3 separate regions of the Homo sapiens genome follow, and all the other regions are linked to region 1. A link is a loop called in an ENCODE intact Hi-C map of the cell type or tissue named here. Cell type or tissue: endothelial cell of umbilical vein. All regions are shown on one strand.

What was found. Hi-C counts contacts between places; a loop is a spot of excess contacts. Peaks named below come from ENCODE experiments on the same cell type or tissue, not always from the same donor. Only the 100,000 strongest peaks of a DNase experiment are listed, where the experiment ranks them.
Region 2: a loop joins it to region 1, with 2.3 times the contacts of the local background. A loop is called at or near these places in 2 of 110 quality-filtered maps.
Region 3: a loop joins it to region 1, with 22 times the contacts of the local background. A loop is called at or near these places in 80 of 110 quality-filtered maps.

Annotation. Positions count from the first base shown.
Region 1 is chr7:138,158,106-138,166,105 of GRCh38, reverse strand. It overlaps LOC107986749 (a long non-coding RNA gene), which reads right to left and starts at 4,333. Exons shown (of 3, transcript XR_001745033.3): 1 at 4,198-4,333; 2 at 2,604-2,730; 3 at 621-1,862. RefSeq lists an enhancer at 1,092-2,291. In endothelial cell of umbilical vein, a CTCF peak has its summit at 4,412; a DNase peak (open chromatin) is centred at 4,395.
Region 2 is chr7:138,542,776-138,550,775 of GRCh38, reverse strand. The region is part of intron 7 of TRIM24 (tripartite motif containing 24); the gene reads right to left. Among named protein-coding and RNA genes, the nearest start is that of TRIM24, 87 kb to the right of the region's middle. In endothelial cell of umbilical vein, no CTCF peak of the experiment used is centred here; DNase peaks (open chromatin) are centred at 1,455 and 4,505; H3K27ac peaks cover 2,079 bases.
Region 3 is chr7:138,734,518-138,742,517 of GRCh38, reverse strand. It overlaps ATP6V0A4 (ATPase H+ transporting V0 subunit a4), which reads left to right. Exons shown (of 22, transcript NM_020632.3): 15 at 2,885-2,978. Among named protein-coding and RNA genes, the nearest start is that of SVOPL, 37 kb to the right of the region's middle. In endothelial cell of umbilical vein, a CTCF peak has its summit at 3,586 (motif pointing right); a DNase peak (open chromatin) is centred at 3,617.

The DNA of each region.
Region 1 (8,000 bases):
CCATGACCAGCTAATGTTTGTATTTTTAGTAAAGACAGGGTTTCACCATGTTGGCCAGGCTGGTCTCGAACTCCTGACCTCAGGTAATCCACCCCCTCCCCCGCCCTTGGCCTCCCAAAGTGCTAGGATTACAGGCATGAGCTACCGTGCCTGGCTGCAGCTACTTCTTTATATGATTCATGGCTTTTGGCCACAAATGCATGCAAGTAACTAGATGAATACGTATATTACTTGCATGTGCATTAAAATTATTTCTTCTTTTTCAAATTATTCCTTCTTTGCACCAGCTAGAATTTAAATATATCTACCTGATTCGGAGCATTTGGCAGAGATATTAGAGATGGAACAAGATCCAGAGAGGGTCTAATGAAATAATAATTGTGGTGGCACATGCCTGTAGTCCCAGCTACTTGGGAAGCTGAGTTTGGAGGATCACTTGAACCTGGGAGGCAGAGGTTGCAGTGAGCCCAGATTGCACCACTACACTCTAGCCTGGGTGACAGAGTGAGACCCTATCTCAAAAAAAAAAAAAAAAAAAAAAAAAAAAAAAAAAGAAAGAAGAAAGAAAAAACCTTAATAATAATTATATAATTATAATTATAGTAAAAGTAGCAAGTAGCTTTTTCCTTTTTGCAAAATTAATTCTACCTTTCAGCATGTACAAAAGTACATTCTAGAAAGATTAAAGAAATAGATATAAACACCATAAAAATCATGGAAGAAACACATAATATTTTAATCTTGGGGATAAGAAAATCATCTCAAGCAAGAAACACTTGAGAAAAAAATAATTTTTGCTCACTAATCTCTAGGTTCATGGCTGAGGCCCCTATAACAAAATACAGATTCACAAGAGAAAATCATACACATATTATTTATACGTGGTATGGAAGCCTTCATAAGGAAAGGAAGACCTCCCCCAAATGCATAAATTTGTATATTCTTTATGCTAGGTTTGATGAAGAAATATGATTGAACAAAGGGAGAATGATATCATTGAGAGAGGAAGGAGGAAGAAACCAGTCAGGCAGGCAGTTATGGTGGGTCCTTGGTTGAATCTTTTCAAACAAAAGAACAGCCAGAAAAATCAAGCTGCAGGCACAGATAAGGGAACTTGCACAGCGGCACTTGCCTAAGACATGCCCACAGCCACACAGATAAGAAAGCCTACACAGGTGACTTGCCCAGACATGCCCGTAATGGAAAATTCCATCCCCTGACACATGTGCAGTAAGGGCAACAAAGCAATACGGAGTAACTCAAGCTAAGGGCCTACATGTGCATTAGGAGGATGGGGTGGAGCTACCAGAAATTCGCATCTCATGCAAATGAGATGCCCAGCTCTAACTGGTTTCTTATAAAAGCCTTTGCATTCAACTGTAAAAATGGCAACCCTCTTTTGGGCCCCTTTCTGTGGTGGAGAACTTTCTTCTTTTGCTTATTAAACTTCCACTCCAACCTCACCCTTGGTGATCATGTTCCTTAATTGTCATGGTTGTGAGACCGAGAACTCAGGGTGATACCTCAAACGAGAGACTGCTACATTGCGGTGCGTTGGTGAGACTGTAACATAATGTTAATAAACTGGGGAGAACTTAGGAAGCCGTTTGTTCAAACTCTTCTCTTTGTCCTTGTATCTTCAGAAATGAGGATGTTGCTATCTTCTGGGTATAGGGAGGGCACCTCTCACATGAGGGTCATAAGACCTACTTGAGGGGATGGTCAGGAAATCCTTCCTAGGTTTTATGATCTGTTTCAGGGGAGTAGAGCATTGTGGGGGAGGTAGTGAGCGTGACCTTCCTGCTTCTGCTGTCTTCTCAAATGCCAAGTTTTCACATTTTGGGGTAGCATGTCCTGAATTCCTTCAACATGAAACCCAGAGTTAGAAAAAGAAAAGATTGAGCAACTTAATTAGATAAAAGCAAAATATTAAGCAATGACAAAAGATATCATTAAAAATGTTGTTAAAAGGGAAAAAAAAAGAGGAAAAAAAAGAAAACAAACAAAATGTTGTTAAAAAGCCACAGTTTGGCTGGGTGCAGTGGCTTGCACCTGTAATCCCAGCGCTTTGAGAAGCCAAGCAGGAGGATCTCTTCAGTCCAGGAGCTCAAGACCAGCCTGGGCAACACAGTGAGACACCTGTCTCTACAACCCCCCCATCCCACTTCCCAATGCACACAAACAACAATTTGGCAGAAAATATTTGCAATGTGTAAGAAAAAATCAGAAAATACTTACACTTGAGCTAATTAATTGATGACAGAGATGATGGTTCTTAATCATTGAGAACCTCATTGAGGGTTTGTCATCTATCTCAGTATCATAATTTTTCTCACACATAATGACATAATTTGAACATGTTTTCATATTATTAAGTATGTTTCTAGAACCATAATTCTTAATAGTCCCACAGAAATTCACTATGCTGAGTGTGGTGTTGAATGCTGGGGTCACCACAGTGGAGCAGCCCTGGAGGAGAATGAGCAGGGTGCTTTCATCAGTGACCCTCCTCTATCCTTTCCAGTCAGTGACACAGGCTCTTGTCAATCAACGGTGGACAATCATTTATAAAGTGTCCCAAATGATTAACTTGCATGGGTTACCTGTGTCTGCTGTTCCAGAACTGATTCAATTTCTTCAAATCCTTTTCTCCTCCTCCTCCTCCTTCTCTGCTTCCTCCTCCTCCTTCTCCTCTTCCTCCTCCTCCTCCTCTTCTTTCCCTTTTTTAAGCTAAAGATGGAAAAGAGAGGCAGGAGGAAAACATGTGGTAGTACGAAACCAGTAAATGTGTGAAAACTCCATGACTAATATTCTCAAATTATAAGCAGCTTTCTCAATGAATATATATCTATCAGTATCTATATCTATATATAGATAAAGATATAAAATTCCTCGTATTAATAGATATTTTTATAAAATAACCAGAAACTGGGTTTGACTGGAAGTTAAATGTAATACTTCCTTTCTGATACCCTTAAATAATACTTTAATTCACAGGGAATATCAAATGAAAACTGTTTTAATAGTAGTTTCTTATTTATAGATTTTGAAAAAGTTTTTTTCCTGTTAGAGCAAGCATATTGCAATTTATTTAACAATTAAATGAATTAAAATATTTTGTTTGAGAAGTTCATGATTTCAAATGATTCTAATAAAATGCTAAATGTTTTACATTTGTAACATAAGTGAAAAGCAATGAAATTGCTATAGGAAAATTAAAACACATTCTAAAATACAATGTTTCAATGTTTTCATAAGTTTATGACCTAGTAATAAGTTCTGATTAAGAAGTAGAAAGCCCTTAAATGTGGAAAGAGGAAAAAAAATCCATTCAAAGCCTCACAGTTTTTAATATTCATTGTATGTTTTCAGTCATTTTTCCAAGCAGAAGTTCTTCCCTTTCATCCTTCATTATTATTATGTTACATATACAATGTGAATTTTTCATTTTTCATGTGACATAATATAATGGGTTTTTAACAGAATTGTCATTCTATGAGAAGGATCTTTCATCTAAAGAATGCACATTTATGATATAGTCCCTGTAACAGCAAGCAAAAACACCAGGCTTAAATAGATGTGTTTATAAATGAGTCCCGCTTCAAGTCCAAAGCCTTTTTGGAATTTAGGGAAGTTTGGATAACATTACTCATTTTAGCTTTCTTCCCAGTAGCAAAGAAAATGGCTTTTGGCAGCTGGGTGTGTGATATAATGCCAATCACCAGGGGCAATGCCTGATGATTAACTTAGAAAATCTTATTACTTTTGACTGATAAAAATGGAAATGGCTAGTTTCCAATTTATAAATATTTGGTTTATTATTGCATGGCAGACACAAAACAAATTTTGTGAGAAGGTACTATTTATGTCAACTACATCCTCCCAATAGGTTGGTGAACAGATGTCTTCTGTCTATAGATCAGTGATATTTCTAGCAGACATCCCTTAGAGTACAGGCAAATCTCAGGGTCATTGTACCTACAACCAATTCAAGCACTGAGCTGGGCACTCATATTTGTTCTTAACCTTGGTCAGGAGAGGACTCACTCACTCCATCATTCATTTCCCTTCAGTGAAGTCTAGCCTCCCTAGAGAAAGCCTGCTGTGAAAGGTGTGGCCCTCTCAAGTATCAGTTTGCAGATGACTTTATGTTGACACAATAAATAATGCACAGAAAATAAAATGAATGCTACTGACCTGAAGTATTTATCTATCTCTGGCACCTGAATTCCCTGCCCAGAAGTAGGAACCCTGACTGTATGAAGAATGAACAGCACACAGCACCACCATTTCAAAGCAAAACCCCCAGCGTGCACAGAACACTGCTTTGGATAAAAGATGGCAGCTGCAGAGCTGGAAGGGTAGCTGGTTGCCATGGTAACCGAGGCTCTGATTCAGCCACCATATGCCACCTGGTGTTCTCAGCCTGAAAAAGCAGGTCTGGGTGTCCTAGATTGGCGATAGAGCTATGGCCATAGCTCTTTCGAATCAGTACTGGGTTTGAATGTGCAGAAATGTTTGCATTGTTTTATTCATCTATAGAAGATTTTGGGGCTGACACCCTCATTACTTAAGGTAGAGGTTCATCTGGGGAAAGGAAAGAGAAATACTTTTAAAACAATCATTCTAATTCTTCCATGGAAACACTGCTATATGGATATTCATTTTCAAAGATCCATCTTTTGTTCTCTTTTGTTCTCTTTTTGTTCTCTTTTCAGGGCAAATTTGTTATCCAAATCTGATAGGATTTCCAAATCCTATATGATATCCAAATCATATAATATTGCAACAGCAACTAACTCAAAATGCTGGGCACGATGATTGCAGAACATGATATATCAATTATCAGCCATCTCTGATCTTTAGAACATTTTGTCTTCTTCTAAAAGTGCTGTATGGCAAATAACAGTGGTATGACCTTATGTTAACGTTGAATTGTGTCCAATTTTTTGCTTATATATAAATAATATGTAAATTTATATATATTTAAATATGTATATATGACATTCTATAAAATTGCTAAATGGAAAGAAATCTGTTATAAATTTGTAATAATAAGGTAGAGATTGAACACCCATTTGAGACTCCTTGAGAGTATTCCACAGTGAATGGGTAGTTGTTACACAGTAGTGACTAAATATACAATATGCTATGTTACGATAATATAAGAATTTTGGCCTTTATTGTATGTTTTGTGAACTTCATGTTTGATTTTTATATTTATGATAAAAATATCAACTAGTGTTGGATATTGCTGGTGATTCAACTTTGAGATAAACATTTCAGGTTATCCTTTTCTCCAATTTCTACAGCTATTAAAAAGCTGATTACTGATTTTTTTTTTTTTTTTTTTTGAGACGGAGCCGCACTCTGTTGCCAGGCTGGAGTGCAGTGGTATGATCTCAGCTCACTGCAACCTCCACCTCCCGGGTTGAAGCGATTCTCCTGCTTCAGCCTCCCAAGTAGCTGGGACTACAGGCGTGCGCCACCACACCCAACTAATTTTTGTATTTTTAGTAGAGACAGGGTTTCACCATGTTGGCCAGGATGGTCTCGATCTCTCACCTGGTGTTCCGCCCATCTCAGCCTCCCAAAGTGCTGGGATTACAGGCGTGAACCACCGCGCCCGGCCTGATTACTGATTTTATATTAATAATCTGAGCTTGCAAAATTGTTATTTTGATGTCATTTTTACCACTGCTGGGGAAACAATTATCAACGTAGTAAATAAAATGGTTTTAAATATAAGAATAAAATAGCTTTTACTCTTTACAACTGTTCCTGAATATTGTCAGAATTTTTTAGTACTGTGCAATTAAAAAAAGAAAAAAAGAAAAAATTCGCCAGGCATGGTGGCATGCACTTGTAGTCCCAGCTACTTGGGGCCCAAAGTGAGAGGGTTACTTGAGCCCAGGAAGTCAAGGCTGCAGTAAGCTGAGATCGTGCCACTGCACTCCAGCCTGGGTGACAGAACAAGACTGTCTCTAAAAAATAAAAGGTTAGAAAAAAAAAAAAAAAAAGGCGAGGTGTGGTGACTCACACCCATAATCCCAGCACTTTGAGAGGCCAACGTGGGCTGATCACCTGAGGTCAGAAGTTTGAGACCAGCCTGGCCAACATGGTGAAACCCCATCGCTACTAATAATACAAAACTTAGCTGGGTGTGGTGGTGGGTGCCTGTAATCCCAGCTACTCGGGAGTCTGAGGCAGGAGACTCGCTTGAACCTGAGAGGCGGAGGTTGCAGTGAGCCGAGATCACACCATCGCACTCCAGCCTGGGTGACAAGAGCAAAACTCCATCTCAAAAAAATAAAATAAATAAATATAAATAAATAAATAAATAAATTTGCTCTAGAGATTGCTATAACATTCAGTATCATTTTTAATTTTGGTGTTCTTCAAAACAGCCTCATTCTAATTAACTGACTTTATGATAAGTTGTAAATATATAAATTTGAATTTAAAATATGCATTATGTCAATTGAGAATAGGTTTTTTTTTTCTTTATTATTGGGGTCCCAAATACAATTCTTTTTCTTTCAGAATGGGTTCTGTTGCTATAAAGTCTGAAAATCACTAGACTTGATCATGTCAGGGACGTAGTCAAATAACTTTTTTATTCTTATCTTTTGTCAAGACGAGGTCTCTCTGTGTTGCCCAGGGTGGTCTCAAAGTCCTGCGCTCAGGGCATCCTCCTGCCCTGGCCTCCCAAAGTGCTGGGATTATAGGCATGAGCCACTGCACCTGGCCTCAAATACCTTTTTGAAGATAATTGACCTAGTCTCAGTAGACAAATCAGTGCAGGGAATGTCAGGGACTCTGGCCTCCCTCTGTCCAGGTGGAAATACTATTAGCTGCCACTACACACATACAGAATTCACAGAATATGCATGAGATAGAATGAGCTGGCACATATAAAGAAACTTTGCCCTACAAGAGCAAAATCCTGCGATAGGCCAGGATCCTGTTAGGCCTTGAGAAGAGGATGCTGACTGGCAAGAGAAATCACATATGCTGGCGGAAGCAGCCTCAGGTGCAGCTTCGTTCTCCTGGAGAAAGATCTGCTTTGCTTCCTGCACACTTGCCTATTTTTTCTGTTTCTTCATTCCTGAATGCATCCTAGGGACTGTGACCTCCTCTGTCTTATTTTTTATATTTGTTTTGTTTGCTTGGTGATCTCCTGAATACACTCCTAGTTTTGTCCCCCTGACCTAACCACTTGACATTTGGCCCTTGGCTCTTTAATGATTAACTCACCCATGATTACCAAAAATACTATTATTCCTACTACCTGAACCACAGCTGCTCCTCTTCTCACATCTCTATCATTTATTGAGCCTCTACTATGAGGGAGGTACTATGCCAGCTGCTTTGCTCTGATTTTCCCGATTTTTACAGAAACTCTTTGAGGTAGATATTATTCCCATTTTACCAGGGGGAAAGCTGAAGCTCAGAGACAGAGAGGTAAATTCAGTAGCGCAAAAGGTCACATGGTCGATGAATTTTAGAACACATTCAAATCCAAGTTGGCCTGTGTAAAAGACGCCACATTCTTTTTCTTTTTCTTTTTTTTTAAGTTAGTTCCTGCAAGCAGAATTTTGTTTTCTCTTTCTGCCTGCCGGACTTGGTCTGCATAGGTGCTAGCCACATTCTGGCATGAGGTTGCTTCTAGAATCTACCCAAGCTCTGAATGCCATCCCGTTTTAAGATGAAGTGTTTTTAGTCTGAAAATAACCAGAGACCCTGATATAAAATTTGTATTTACAGCTTTTAAATAGAATGGCTCTGTGTGTGTGTGTGTGTGTGTGTGTGTGTATGTATGTTTATATGTATGTATAATTAATGTCAAGTGGAATTTCAATATGTGTAGGATAACTCTTTATAGCATGGTTTCAAATCATTTCATCTGGGGAGATGAGAAAGAAAGAGTGAGTGCCTAGTGTATTTAGGAACTGCAGGTCCTGTGATAACAGAGCAAACGTAACAATATTAAACTGCAT
Region 2 (8,000 bases), 380 kb before region 1:
TATTAATGTATCTTAATGCTTTCATTTATTTTACTTACTCTCTTAGAAAAGGATTCAGAAGACTAGGGGCTAATGAGTTACAGGGAATACAAATTCGTCTGTTTAGGAAATGGAACTGGGCCTGTGAGTGAGGTGGTTCTCCTTGTTCCTTGTTACAGTTCTGTTCCTGCCATCGCCCTGAATACAACCAGCTTTGAATCTCATATCATCACACCACACCATCCACTTTCCTCCACGCTGCAGTCATCAATGAACATCTACTCATTCTCCCTCAATCCTTGAAGATTTTAGTTCTTGGTTCACTATTACCATCTCCAACATTAGTCCTGTGGCAATTTTTGATGATTTCAATATCCAACCAAATGATTCACTTCCTCTAGTGCCCAAATACCAATAATCCTACAAACCCACCAGGTCCTGTAAGACTTTGCACACACACACACACACACACACACACCATCAACTCCTCTTTCTCTCACTCAATTATGTATGCTCACTTCACTCTCCTCAACGTTTGCCCTAGATAAAACAACCTACCCTGGTTAAATCCCACATTCTGCCTGAATATAATTGAACTGATCTCACTTCAAACACATGACCACTTACTTCAGGTAGGCCATTAAGGCTGCTGACTGGCTAACATTAAGGCTGACTGGCTAACATATGACATTTCTCTAGTCCATTCACTTCCCTACTTTCTTAAATAACTATTTCCTACTTTCTTTTTTCTTTTTGAATCATCAGTATTTCCTCCCCCATTCTTAATCTTAGCTAATGTACTTGCTTAGCATTTCACTGAAAATTAGCAACAATCAAAGATCTTCCACAAACTTCCACCACTTTTCAGTCAATATCCCCTCCTGTTACAATGGATGATGAAACGTCCATGTTTCTAGTTAAAGCCAGCCTTCCACTTGTGCAGTAAAGCACACCCCGTCTTGCCTGCCCAGTAATTTTCATCCCTCTTCTGTTAACACCAATTTTCCCATTTTACTGGATCACACCCATCAACATATAAATATGCTTTGTTTTTCCAGCTAAAAACAAAACTCTTTACTCCTTTTCTCCCATCATCAACTACCCCATTTCTTTTGCAGCAAAACTCTTCAAAAGACTCCTCTAGGTTTACCGTCTCCTATTCTTCCCTGCCCATTCTTTCCTGAAACCATTATGTTCAGGCTTGTAGTAGCTCTTCACACAGGTGGTCAGTCTGCCTTCGTGGAAATGCTTTTTTTCATTTGGTTTCTAGCACGCTATAATCCCATGGTTTTCCCTTGTTTCACTAGCTGCTACTCTTTTGGAGCCACTGAGAATAGATTTAGGTTCCAATGCCAACCTGTTTTTGAACTCCCCAGTAAGGGCAGGGATTCCTCTGCTTCTTGGCAGTGCACAATCTCAGTCTCCATTGTTGGTGATTTCCTCTCTCCCACACCGCTATGTGCTGGAATGCCCAGGGCTCAGTTTTTTGACTTCTCCCTTCCTCTACATTCATATGTAGTCATGTACCACATAGCAATGTTTCAGTCAACAATGGACCACATGTACAACAGTGGTCCCATAAAATTAATGAAGCTGAATAATTCCCATTGCCTAATGATGCTGGAGCTGTTGTAACATCACAGCACCAGGCATTACTCAAGTGTTTATGGTGATACTGGTGTAAACAAACCTACAGTGCTGCCAGTTGCATAATGATAATAAATGACTATGTTACTGGTTTATGTATTTATTATATTATACTTTTTCTCATTATTTTAGAGTGTACTCCTATTACTTACTAAAAAAAGTGACCGCCTCAGCCAAGTCCTTCAAGAGATAGTCTCAGAAAAAGCATTATTATAATAGGAGATGAGAACTGAAGACTTTCCAGTGAGACAAAATGTGGAGGTGTAAGACAGTGATATTGATGATATGAACTTTGGATAGGCCTAGGCTAATGTGTATGTTTTTGTCCTGGTTTTTAACAAAAGGTTTTAAAATAAACAAATAAATACCTAAGCTTATGAATTAAAGATATAAGGAAGAATTTGTACAATGTGTTTGTGTTTTAAGCTAACTGGTTATTACAAAAATCAAAACATTTAAAAAATTAAAAAGTTTATAAAGTTAAAAAGTTACGGTAAGCTTTCCTTAAGTAAGCTAAAATTTATTATTGAAGAAAAAATATTTTCAAATAAATTTAATGTAGTCTAAAAGTAAGGTGCTTATAAAGTCCCCAGTAGTGTACAGTAATGTCCTACGCCTTCACAGTCATTCATCATTCTACTCACTTGCTCACCCAGAGCAACTTCCAGTCCTGCAAGCTCCATTCATGGTAAATGCCTTATACCTATACAGGTATACTGTTTTTTTTTTTTTGACTCTCACTCTGTCACCCAGGCTGGAGTGGAGTGGTGCGATCTCAGCTCGGCTCACTGCAACCTCCATGGTGTACCATTTTTAAATCCTTTGTATTGTATTTTGACTGTACTTTTTCTACATTTAAATATACAAACATTTACCATTATGTTACAACTGCCTACAGTATTCAGTACAGTGATATGCTGTACAGATCAGAGCAAAAGAGTAAACCATCTAGGTTTGTGTAAGTATATCCTATGATGTCACACAATGCCGAAATTACCATTTCTCAGAATGCATCCCCGTCATCAAGCAACACATGACTGTACTTTTTATCCTCAGGTGTACTCTTCCTATAACCTGCTCCATCTCAATTATTGGTAATACTGTTTTTCCCTACAACTTAAAGTCCTTGGCTCCTTTCTTTTTCTTACACCCTATATTCAACCTGTCGGCAAATCCCGTTGGCTATACTTTTAAAACATACGTATAGGCCAGGCACGGTGGCTCACACCTGTCATCCCAACACTTTGGGACGCCAAGGCGGGCAGATCACGAGGTCAGGAGTTCGAGGCTAGCCTGGCCAACATCATGAAACCCCGTCTCTACTAAAAATACAAAAAAATTAGCCAGGTGTGGTGGCATGCACCTGTAATCACAGATACTTGGGAGGCTGGGGCAGGAGAATCACTGGAACCTGGGAGGCAATCCAAGCCTGGGTGACAGAGGGAAGCTCCGTCTCTAAAAACATAAATAAATAAATAACTTATTTTGGGACTAGGTAGAATATGTAGCAAAGTGTTTACCAGGCAGCAGTCATGCTAACCATAAGAAATATTCTAAGAACTATGTTTTATCTAAAATTTAATAATTGTTTTATCTAAAATTTAATAATTTATTTTTAAAAAGCATTATTTTAATTGACCAATAAAAATTGAATATGTTTCTGTGTACAGCATGTTTTGAAATATACACTGTGAAATGGTTAAATTGAATTAATCTATGTATTACCTCATATACTTATTTTTTTGTGATGAGAACACTTAAAATCAATTCTCTTAGCAATTTTCAAGAATACAAACACAGTGTTATTAATTCTAGGTCTCATGTCGTATAATAGCTCTGGTGAACTTATTCCTCCTATCTAATTGAAATTTTGCAGCCTTTGATCAACATCCCTTCCAATACCCTGAATCCCTTCCAGCCCTTGGTAACCACCATTCTACTCTCTCTGAGTTTAACTTTTTTCCACGTATAAGTGAGATCATGAAGTAAATATAATGTCCTCCAGGTTCATCTATGTTGTTGCAAATGACAGGATTTCCTTCTTTTATAAAGCTTAATAGTATTCCATTGGGTATATGTACCACATTTTCTTTATCCATTTATCTGTTGAATACTTACACTGATTCCATTTTTTGGTTATTGTGAATAATGTTGCAATGAACCCAGGAGTACATACATCTATTCAAGATCTTGATTTCATTCCCTTTGAATATATACCCAAAAGTGAGATTGCTGGATCATGATACTTCTATATGTAATTTTTCAAGGAACTTCCATACTGTTTTCTATGGTTGTACTAATTTACATTCTCACCAACGGGATGCAAGCGTTCCCCTTTCTCCACATCCTCTCCAACACTTGTTACCTTTATCTTTTTGACAATAGCCATTTAATCATTTATTTTTAAATAATTTTGAAATCATAGAAACACTGCCAGAAAAGTAAAAGAACCCTACATTCCTTTCACCCAAATTCCCTGAGTGTTAAGTTATGACCACATTTGCTCCAGTGCCCACCCAACTGCTCCTACACACGTTATTAGTCTTTTTCCAAAACTTTTGAGAGCAAGCTACAGGAATGAGGTCCTGTCTTCCCTAAATACTGCAGTATGGATATCCTAAAACAAAGATCTTCTAACATAACCAAATCCCAGATTCCAAATTCATAAACCAACTGTTACAACACAGCCATCCAGTTTAAACACTTCATCCAAATGCCAACAGTTTCAGCAGTCTTTTCCATGATGCCATCAAGGATATAAGTTGCTTAGCTGCCTCATTTTTCAGTTGCTCAGTCTTTCCCTTTCGTTCATGTCCCTGATGTGTTTTGAAGATTTTATGCCTTACATTCCGCAGGATGACCTTTAACCTGGGTGATATTTCCTCCTGATCAGACTTAGTTACAGTATTCTTGGCAAGAATACCACACAAATGATGACGTGCCAGGAAACGTAGGATGTCAACTTGTCATACCACTGGTGATATTAATCTTGATCTATAATTCTGCTACTCAATTTCTTAACCTTAAAGTTGAAGAGGTATTCTGAGATTCTACTAATACTCTGTTCCCCATCAGTCCTCTACCCAGCATATTTACAGCCACTAATTAGTCCTCCCAAATTATCTCTATGATAGTGGTCAAATGTGCTTCTGTATACCCATTGTTCTTTCTATAACTTTTAGTTTTGTTATCAACTTCTCCCCCAAATAATCTACTGTTTACTGATTTATGTTATGAATTCATGTAATCTTATTTAATTCAGTGTGTTATAATTTATTATTACAGTGACTTATTTTGATCCTCAAATTTGTTCTTGGTTTTCCCAGTGGGAGCCCTTTTACACTGAATCCTGTTCCCTTTGACATGTCCCCATTATTCTCTGAGCATTTTGGTAGTTTTCTGGTATAACAACATGTTCTGGGCACAACTTTTACTTTCCCCCCCTTTCTTTGGTATTTTGAAACCAAGATCTGGAAGGAAGTGACCTCACTGCTATTGGGATGCAGCACACCAACAACGAATACATACACACATACAGATGGACATATACATCTATAATTATTGCTAGATCTGAGTCCAAGAATAAAAATAAAACTCTAAGTTCATACTTGTACTCTTAATTCCAATCCAACACATCTTTGGGCCCTTCCTAGCCTAACTTCTTTCTAAACACCTTCTCTGGAAACTTGGCTGCGATTACCTTCAATATATTTACTTACTTATTCAATCCATTTACTTATTTACTCAATGTAACCAAAATCCAAATGACACTGGCTAATTCTTCTTACCACTTCCGTATTCCTCCCTCACCACTTCACATCCGTGGCTGCCAGCTTCATGCCTGTTGCGGTTCCCCAACCCTCTCCAATGTGCAGTGACCTCAGTCACCATGCTGGTGCCTCCACGCCAGGAAGAGAAGGCAAGACAGTAAGATTCTTGATAGTTTTTATGTGAATATATAGATACACACACACACACACACACACGCAGATTTTATGTATTATGTATATTGATAATTAGATATCTTGGGGATACGGTCCAAGTCTAAACATGAAATTCATTTATGTTTCATATACTCAACACACATAGCCTGAAAGCAATTTTATACAATATTTCTAATAATTTTGTGCATGAATCCAAGGTGTGTTCAATTCTTATGTGTGTAATTTCCCATTTGTGGTGTCATGATGGTGCTCAAAAAGTTTTGAATTTTGGAGAATTTCAGATTTCCGTTGGGATGCTCAACTGGTATAAGAAACTCACACAACTCAATAGCAAAAACCCAAATAACGTGATTAAGAAATGGGCAAAGAGTTTGAATTTATATTTTTCCAAAGAAGACATAAAAATGTCCAATAGGCATATGAAAAGATGTTCCACATCACTGATCAATAGGAAAATTCAAATCAAGACCACAATGAGCTATCATCTCATACCTGTTAGGATCCAGCTAATATCAAAAAGACAAGGAAGACAAGTGTTGGCCAGGGTGCGGATAAAAGGAACCCTTTGTACACTTTAGGTGGGAATGCAGATTGGTGCAACCACTACGGATAACGATATGGAGGTTCTTCAAATAATTAAAAACAGAACTACTGTAGGTCCAGCAATCCCTCTGCTGGGTATATTACAACAGGAAATGAAATAGGACCTTGTAGAGATATCTACACTCCCATGTCATTGCAGCATTATTCACAATGGCCAAGATAGAAAAACAACCTGTATCCAATGATGCATGGACAAATAAATTGCAGTAGATATATACAATAGAATATTATCCAACCTTAAAAAAGGAAAGAAATCCTGCTATTTGTGATAACAAGGATGAACCTTGAGGACACTATGGTAAGTGAAATAAGCCAGATCCAGAAATGAAAATACTGTATAATCTCACTTATACATGGAATATTTTTAGAAAGTTGAAGACAAACTGGAATGGTGGTTACTAGGGGCTAGGTGGGTAGGAAATGTAGAGAAGTCAAAGGGTACAAATTTCCAGGTAGGTAGAATGAATAAGCATTGAGATTTAATGTACAGAGTAAGAACTACAGTTAATAACACTGTAATGCCAGCCAGATGTGGTGGCTCACACCTGTAGTTCAAGACAGCTGGGGTGACAGAACAAGACCTTGTCTCTACAAAAAAAAAAATCTGGACTATGGTGGCATGCACCTGTAGTCCCAGCTACTTGGGGAACTGAGGCAAAAGGCTCGCTTGAGCCTACAAGTTTGAGGCTGCAGGGAGCTATCATCATGTCACTGCACTCTAGCCTAGGCGATAGAGGGAGACCCTGTTTCAAACAACAACAACAAAAAAAACAGAAAACCAAAAGAATAAACCAAAAAAACCTCCATAATAACACTGTTATGTATATCAAAAATGTTATGGATTTTAGGTGTTCTTACCATACACATAGATACAAGGTAAGTAGGATAATGGATATTCATCTGTTTGACTGAAACAATAATTTCAATATGCATATATGTCAGAATATCATGTTGTACACTTTAAATATATAGTAAAATATAAATAAATTTTTTAAAATAGCAAGCCAAGCTTGAGGTTTCAGGGCTGCTAGGCATTTCGTTTCCATTTTTTAAGCACATAAAATCCATCACTTAAAGGATAACCTGAGTAAACATGGCTATATTTATAAAGCAGAACTCTGGAGAACAGAGTTATACAATATAATGATTTTCACATTTTCTGAAGTTAGAAAATCTTCTAAATGTTTAAAAATAATCATGAACCTCAGCTCTGCATGCATTACAGGCAAATTATTATCTACAGCTGCTACTAGAAATGCATCAGTGCTCACTTGGGTTCCACAGGATTTTAAAATTTAGTTAACCAAGAATATGGTAATACTGGTACTATATGATTCACTGCTCCTATTTTCTTCTATGTATCATATAGATGACTATCTCTTTCATTCCTATTTCAACAGTTCATTGTGTAAATTAATTTATCCCATCTATTTTTATTTTCTCCATAATACAATCAAACAAAATCAGAACACAATGAAAAACACATTTTTAAATTGATAAGGAGATTGACGGAATGCTTATCTGATTGCATGAATGTGTCTTACACATACATACTCATGATGGATTAAGTTGAAAAACACAATTCTCTATTCCCTCTATCCCTTTTCTATTTGACTTTCAAAAAAATGTAAGTAACAGAATACAGAAGGTATATAGTGTATAGATGTTTTCCATTAAAACTAATGAAAAAATAAGACTCAGGATGGAGACTATAGCACTGATAATTATGAAAGGAAAACAAATCCTAAGAATTAAATACAATTCATGATTAAGAAAAGTTATAGAACTCTGATGTCACTCAATATTTGAAGTTACTTTATAAAGTTT
Region 3 (8,000 bases), 580 kb before region 1:
CATTCATTCTTACACTTAGTTCTGCTCTTTAGATTTAAACTCATAAGTATAGAGATGAGTTTTATTTTTTTATTTATTTATTTTTTATTTTGAGGTGGAGTCTCGTTCTGTGGCCCAAGCTGGAGTGCAATGGTGCGATTTTGGCTCACTGCAACGTCTGCCTCCCGGGTTCTAGCGATTCTCCTGCCTCAGCCTCCCAAGTAGCTGGGATTACAGGCGTGTGCCACTACACCCAGTGAATTTTTATATTTTTAGTAGAGACGGGGTTTCACCATGTTGGCCAGGCTGGTCTTGAACTCCTGACCTCAGGTGATCCACCTGCCTCGGCCTCCCAAAGTGATGGGATTACAGGTGTGAGCCACCGTGCCCGGCCGAGATGAGTTTTGAAACTTGTTCAATCTGCATAATTTCGCCAGCCTACCAACATGAAATTCCATTTCCCATAGAGTATGATTGTGAAAGGCCCGAATTAACTGTCTTGTTACCACTCTGCAGACATGGGTATGAATGCTGTTCTCTTATGCACCTGCAAATGTCTTCTTCCCCAATTCAAGACTCTTTGGTCTTGAATTGGAGCAATGCTCAGCCATATGTGAAGGGTCAGGAGTATAAGGCAGAACCTCATTATCACTGTGGCAGAAGAAAACGACAGCTGAAGTACACAGTGAGCTGATTCTGGTCACCAGCTGCGACCTGGGTCTTGGACCTGCTTCCTTGATGGTTGAAAGACCACTGAAAACATTCCTGTAGTCACTGGAGTTGGGCGTATTGACTCAACAAGGGAAATGGTGCATCATTGGGAAAACCATCTCTATTAAGAGGGTATTAGAAAGGGCTTAGAGGATTTAGCCTTTGTTAGGAGGCGGGGATGTTGGGTCATTTTTGTGGTTTGGACCGTGTCCTTCTTTTTGCCTGTATCGAGGTATGATTGTGGAATGATCTTGTTTTTTCTCACTCTATCATAGTCGCCAGGTGGCCTTGCCTGATGTTGCTGTTCTATGAAGTTGCTTATGCTCAGCAGGAGACACGATGGCTTAGCTATGGGTGCCAGGCCAGTTCCTTCCTGTCAGGGGTGACTTTTCCCTTTATGAACACACAAACACTTCTCTGCTATGGAAATCCAGCCATTTGCACTGAGTCATGCCATTAGGATGGGGGTCACGTCTGGGCAAGCGAGTCACGGTCAGCTGCTGCCACTGCACATTGAGGGCCAGGACAGTAGGCCAGGCTTCCCGATTCCCTCAGCTGCTACCTAAGGCCCTCAGCACCTCACTGCAGAAGGGAGGGAGTGTATTTCTGGGCAGCCTGTCAAGACTGTCTGCTGTCTGCTCTTCACATTTCATTATTTTTTAATTTAATTTAATTTATTTTTTGTAGACGGAGTCTTGCTCTGTTGCCCAGGCTGGAGTGCAGTGGTGCAATCTTGGCTCACTGCAACCTCCGCCTCCTGGTTTCAAGTAATTCTTCTGCCACAGCCTCCTGAGTAGCTGGGATTACAGTCATGTGGCACCACGCCCAACTAATTTTTGTATTTTTAGTAGAGATGGGGTTTCACCATTGTTGGCCAGGCTGGTCTTGAACTCCTGACCTCAAGTGATTCACCCACCTCAGCCTCCCAAAGTGCTGGGATTACAAGCATGAGCCACCGTACCAGGCCTGTTCCTCATCATTTCAAATGCTCATTCCTTGGGCCCTTCCACAGATGCAGTTCTTAAAAAAAAATCAACTCAACATTCTCATCCCCTTAAGGCTTGCAGAGACAGAGTAAGAAATTTCTGGGCCGGGCATCGTGGCTCACACCAAATCCCAGCACTTTGGGAGGCCGAGGCAGGCGGATCACTTGAGGTCAGGAGTTCGAGACCAGCCTGACCAACATGGTGAAACCCCATCTCTACTAAAAATACAAAAATTAGTCGGGCATGGTGCCACATGCCTGTAATCCCAGCTGCTCGGGAGCCTGAGGCAGGAGAATTGCTTGAACCTGGGGTTGGGGGGTGGGGGTGGCGGAGGTTGCAGTGAGCCAAGATCGTGCCATTGCACTCTAGCCTGGGCAACAAGAATGAAACGCAGTCTCCAAAAAAAAAAAAAAAAAAGAAATTTCTTCCCATTGACATCCATTCTTCTGGGTGAAAAGGGGACACAGATTTAAAGACATACAATGGGCTACATGTTTTTAGAGTTAAGTTTCATAGCAGTTGAGGTGTATATGTGAAAAAACAATCCATCCTTCAGAAGCAGCCCCAGTGTTCCCTGGGGAGACTTCCCAAGCATGTCCCTGGGCTGGGGTTTCTTTCCTGTGTGCTCCCAGCATCCCTGCTTTCTACCTCATTTCTGATGTGGTACAAATCCTGATCTCCCTTCCTTTTCCTTCCCTTTCCCCTTCTGTCCCCTCTCCCCCTTCTCCCTTTTTTTTTTTTTTCCTTTCAACAGAGTCTCACTCTGTTGCCCAGGCTGGAGTGCAGTGGTACAATCATGGCTCACTGCAGCCTTGACCTCCCAGGCTCAAGGCAGTCCTCCTGCCTCAGCCTCCCAAGTAGCTGGAACTAAAGGCATGTGCCACCACAACCAGCTGGTCTCAAACTCCTGGACTTAAGGGATCCTCCCACCTCAGGCTCCCAAAGTGCTGGGATTATGAATGTAAGCCACTGCTCCCGGCCCTGAGTTTCTTTACTATAGCACATCAGGCTGAGATCTCTTTGCAAACTCAGATTGTAGCCTCAGTGTTTAGGACAATACTTGATGTGTAGTAGATATTGAACCAACCAAAGTGATGAATTGCACCAGTAGTTGGACTTTGATGGGCAAGTTCGTGACTGGTGGTATTATAGTATCTTTTCTGCCCCGGTTGATCATTGTTTGTTTTTCTCCTTTTCTCCCTCTAAAGTACTCATGTAATGGAGGAAAGTCTATATCTGCAGCTGGACCCAGCCATACCAGGAGTGTATTTTGGAAATCCATACCCGTTTGGGATTGATCCGGTAATAATGTCTTCTTGGGTTAAATATTTCTTATGTGAACTATCTTGAGGAGACCTCTGGAGAGAGAAGAAAAGGCCAACAAAGCCTGTCAAATCAACAAACTTGTGTTGAGATAAAATAACTTCTGCTGACGTTTTTGTGACACATAGAGCCAGAGTCAAGTAAAAGTTCTGTCTACACCTTCTACCCAGCCCCATTTTCCATACAGTCCCCCAAACGTCTGCCTCTTTCTCCATCAATCATATCCCTGGTGGTTAATAACTGCTTCTTTAAAAGGCACTTGGTTGCCTGGGGAGTATGCATATTACATGAGCTATTTAGCGTCCTAATCAAGTTTAAGTTCCCTGCTTTGTATTTTCTTGCAGTGGGAAACATTTCCCTTTTTTCTAAAAAAGTGTGGATTTACTTTTATGTTTGCTTTGTTTTACTGCATAGAATTGACGCTTTTTAAAAAAGGTATTTGCTTCATTTTATGTTTGTTATATCTATCTCAGTCAGCTAGATTTGAGCTAAGCAAAACGATACTTCCTCGCAGCCTGTAGATATAAAGCGGTTTTGAGGAGATACAACACATGCCCGTTCATGTAAAGCTGTTCATTTCTATTGGCCCAGTGCATGCTGCCACCAGGTGGCGGCCTTGTGCTCCAAATGAGCGTGAGTAGTCTGAAATTGAACCTGGCAAATGCTGTCCATGTTTCTTCTAAGCTCTTTCTTTATGGGAGAGAACCTGAGACCTCCGTTTTCGTTGCTGACAATTAGGAGTAAATAGTACTAGCCCTAAAACTGGTTTCCAGTCTCTCCCATCTTACAGGTCACCTCCTCTTAAGTTTTCCTGTGTCATTCCGCTATCGCCCGCCTCCCTGCCCTTATAAAAACATGAATTTTGCCCAGGATTTGTTTATACTTGCCACCCAGGGACACTTGCATTCTAAGTTTTATCAAAAGTGGTAAAGTCCTTGAAGGCTGGTGTGTAAGTTGCAAAGTGCTAAAAACTAATTTGAATTTTTGTGGCCTGCAAGACGTTGTCCTTGGTCAAAGGAATTTCATGTTTAGTAAGCAGGTGGAGAAGGAATCTAGACGGGGATGATCTTAGGGTCTGGTTGATCTTCCTTTGTTTGGAATCTCATTGCTCCAATGGTCTCGTCTCTCCCCTCCACAGCCCACAGTTAATTCATCAGCAAATCCTGCCTGTCCATTTCTGCTCCTCAGACAGAGTGGAGCTACGGTATTTCACATTGCAGAACTGAGTGATCCTGAGTTTCTACTCTGATGCAATTTTGTCATCTGCCCACAAGTTAGAAAAGAAAGAAAATATGTCAGGGTGAAAGAGAATGTGGGATATTGAAAATAATGAAATCTGTTCCTAGTAACATTTAGAATTTTGAAAATTTCTGGTCTTTCTATCCTAAAATAATACATATATATGATTTAAAAAAATCTATACCACACAAAATATTATATAAAGAAAAGCAGGAGTTGGCCAGATGTGGTGGCTCATGCCTGTAATCCCAGCACTTTGGGAGGTTGAGGCGGGTGGATCACTTGAGGTCAGGAGTTCGAGACCAGCCTGGCCAACATGGTGAAACCTTGTCTCCACTAAAAATACAGAAATTAGCTGGGCATGGTGGCACACACCAGTAGTCCCAGCTACTTGGGAGGCTGAGGCAGGAGAATTGCTTTAACCTGGGAGGTGGAGGTTGCAGTGAGCTGAGATCATGCCACTGCACTCCAGCCTAGGCAACCAGAGTGAGAGCCCATCTCAAAAAAAAAAAAAAAGTAAAAATACCAAAATTAGCCAGGCATGGTAGCATATGCTTGTGATCCCAGCTACTCGGGAGGCTGAGGCAGGAGAAGTACTTGAATCTGGGAAGCAGAGGTTGCAGTAAGCTGAGATCACACCACTGCACTCCAGCTTGGGTGATACAGAGAGACTCTTCTCAAAAAAAAAAAAAAAAAAAAAGAAAAAGAAAAGCGGGAGTTGCCTTTCCTACCTCTCCAGTTCCTGCAGTCCTGTTCCTCAGAGATAACCACTTTAACAGAACACGTCTGTATTAGTCCCTTTTCATGCTGGTGATAAAGACATCCCTGAGACTGGGTAATTTATAAAGAAAAAGATTGTGTGGGGAGGCCACACAATGATGGTGGAAAGTGAAAGGCACATCTTACATGGCGGCAGGCAAGAGAGAGAATGAGAGCCAGGTGAAAGGGGTTTCCCCTTATAAAACCATCAGATCTCATGAGACTTATGCACTCCCATGAGAACAGTATGGAGGAAACCACCCCCATGATTCAATGATCTCCCACCAGCTTCCTCCCACAGCACGTGGAAATTATGGGAATACAATTCAAGATGAAATTTGGGTGGGACACAACCAAACCATATCAATGTCTGTGCCTATGTTAGTTTGTATCATATATATATATTAATAAGGGCTTACTTTTTACATAACACAAATTTCTACAGTGCATTTACTGACTGCGTTTGGCATCTATTTGTGAATCAAATCACAAAATATTTGGCCTTCATCATAGCCTGGGCTCTTAACGCAGGAATCAGATTGCCTGTGTTTAAATCTTTGCTTTTCTATTTACTTGCTCTGTGAGTTTGAGCACGTTAACATCTCTATGTCTGTTTCTTCACCTATAAAACGCATATAATAACAGCCCTAGGCCGGGCGCGATGGCTCACACCTGTAATCCCAGCACTTTGGGAGGCCAAGGCATGCGGATCATTTGAGGTCAGGAGTTTGACACCAGCCTGGCCAACATGGTGAAACCCCATCTCTACTAAAAATACAAAATTAGCTGGGCATAGTGGTGGGTGCCTGTAATCCCAGCTACTTGGGAGGCTGAGGCAGGAGAATCGCTTGAACCCGGGAGGCAGAGGTTGTAGTGAGCCGAGATTGCACCATTGCACCCCAGCCTGAGCAACAGAGCGAGACTCTGTCTCAAAAAAATAAAAATAAAAATAAAAAAAACAGCAGCCCTAACTCCTAGGATTGCTTGGCAAATGAAATTATGTTTACATGTAAAACTGCCAGAACAGAGTCTTATGCACAAACGTGGTAAATGCTCCTTGAATATTAGTTCCTCTTATGTTATTTCTTCCTAGGTATGTAAGTAACTTAATCTTCCTGAGGTTATGATAAATTACCTTATCTGTAAAATGAGAATAACTATATCTCATAGAGTTTTCAGTAGAACTAAATGAGATAAACACATCTAAATTGCTTAGTATGTACTTGGTACTTAACTATTAACATTTTAAAATTTTCTTTTTATTTATTTATTTATTTAGAGACAGAGTCTTGCTCTCTTGCCCAGGCTGTAATGTAGTGGCATGATCATGGCTCAATGCAGCCTCGACCTCCTGGGCCTCAATCTCCCTGCTTCAGCCTTCCAAGCAGCTGGGACTACAGGCACGTGCCATGCCATGCTGGGCTAATTTTTGTTTGTTTGTTTGTTTGTTTTGAGATGGAGTTTCACTTTTGTTGCCCAGGCTGGAGTGCAATTGTGCGATCTCGGCTCGCCACAGCCTCCACCTCCTGGGTTCAAGTGATTCTTCTGCCTCTGCCTCCTGAGTAGCTGGGATTACAGGCATAAGCCACCATGCCATGCTGGGCTAATTTTTTAAAAAAGCTTTTGTAGAGACGGGGTCTCACTTTGTTACCAGCCTCCCAAAATGGTAGGATTACAAGCGTGAGCCACTGCACCTGGCCAACATTTTTAATGTGTCAGATTTGGCTGGGTCTAAAGTGTACTAGCAGACCCGCCCTCACTGCATTGAGTGTGCCTGTGGGAACTGTCCAAACAGGTGAGCAAGGGGAATGCCGAGGGCTGGGGCAGGCTTGGTGCCACTTAGATGCCAAAGCCCATGTGAGGGTAGAGGAGGCATCTCTGGGGTCTGGGCACCTGTTATTGAAGTCCCTTCTCCCCGCTTCCCAGCAGCCGGCTCCTCAGTGGGTGCCCCTCTGGCCTGGCTCAGGACATTGCAAAGGAAGGATCAGTGCAAATTAGCACCTGACTGTGTGAGCACGTGTGTGTGTGTGATGGAGGGAGCGAGATGATTGTGTCTGAGGTTGTGTCTGGTTGGATGTTGGCCCCTTAACAGAAGCAAAGAAGTTTGGAGGAGGAAGTCATTTAGCAGAAAAGGTGAGAAAGCCATTGTGCCCTTGTCGCCTTTGACATGTCCCAGAGCAAACCTGAAAACAATTTGGGATGTACCTCAAGTACAGGTGGGGACAGGGGAAGGAGCAAGGACTTGGAATCCTTTCCACAGAGTGGGAGTGGAGACCATGGGGCTGCCGAGATTTAAATGGGGAAGATGAATATTAGTGACTCTGGTCCTTAGCTAGTGTGAGACCCTAACTAACCCCTCCACCCACCAGCCCCCTGCACGACCACCCAGTGTGCTTTTCCTCATGTCAGTATCATCGATATCATTTGGGGCAGGACAGGTACACATGATCCCCACCTGGCAGTGCTGTTTAAAATGGGCCATGTAGAAGGCAGGGACTGTGTCTTACGCATCGTGCTTGCAAAGATTGGCTACAGGAACGGCTTCTTGAGAAAGGTCTGGGGAAATGCTTTGTAATGCGAAGCACTACAGACTTTCAGAGTAAGAGGTGGTGTTATTAAAAAGGATTGGATACATTCATGGGCCAATGAGCTATAGGCCATGATTAAGGAAACTGAGGCAAGTTTGAGATCTTGCCGTAATGGCTCAGATTAGCTTTCCTCTTTTTTTTTTTTTTTTTTTTTTGAGACAGAGTCTTGCTCTTTCGCCCAGGCTGGAGTACAATGGTGCGATCTCAGCTCACTGCAACCTCCACCTTCCAGGTTCAAGCGGTTCTCCTGCCTCAGCCTCCTGAGTAGTTGGGATTACAGGCACCCGCCACCATGCCCAGCTAATTTTTGTATTTTGGTGTAGAGACAGGGTTTCGCCAGGTTGACCAGACTGGTCTCGAACTCCTGAGCTCAAGTGATACACCTGCCTCGGCCTCCCAGATTATCTTTTCACGT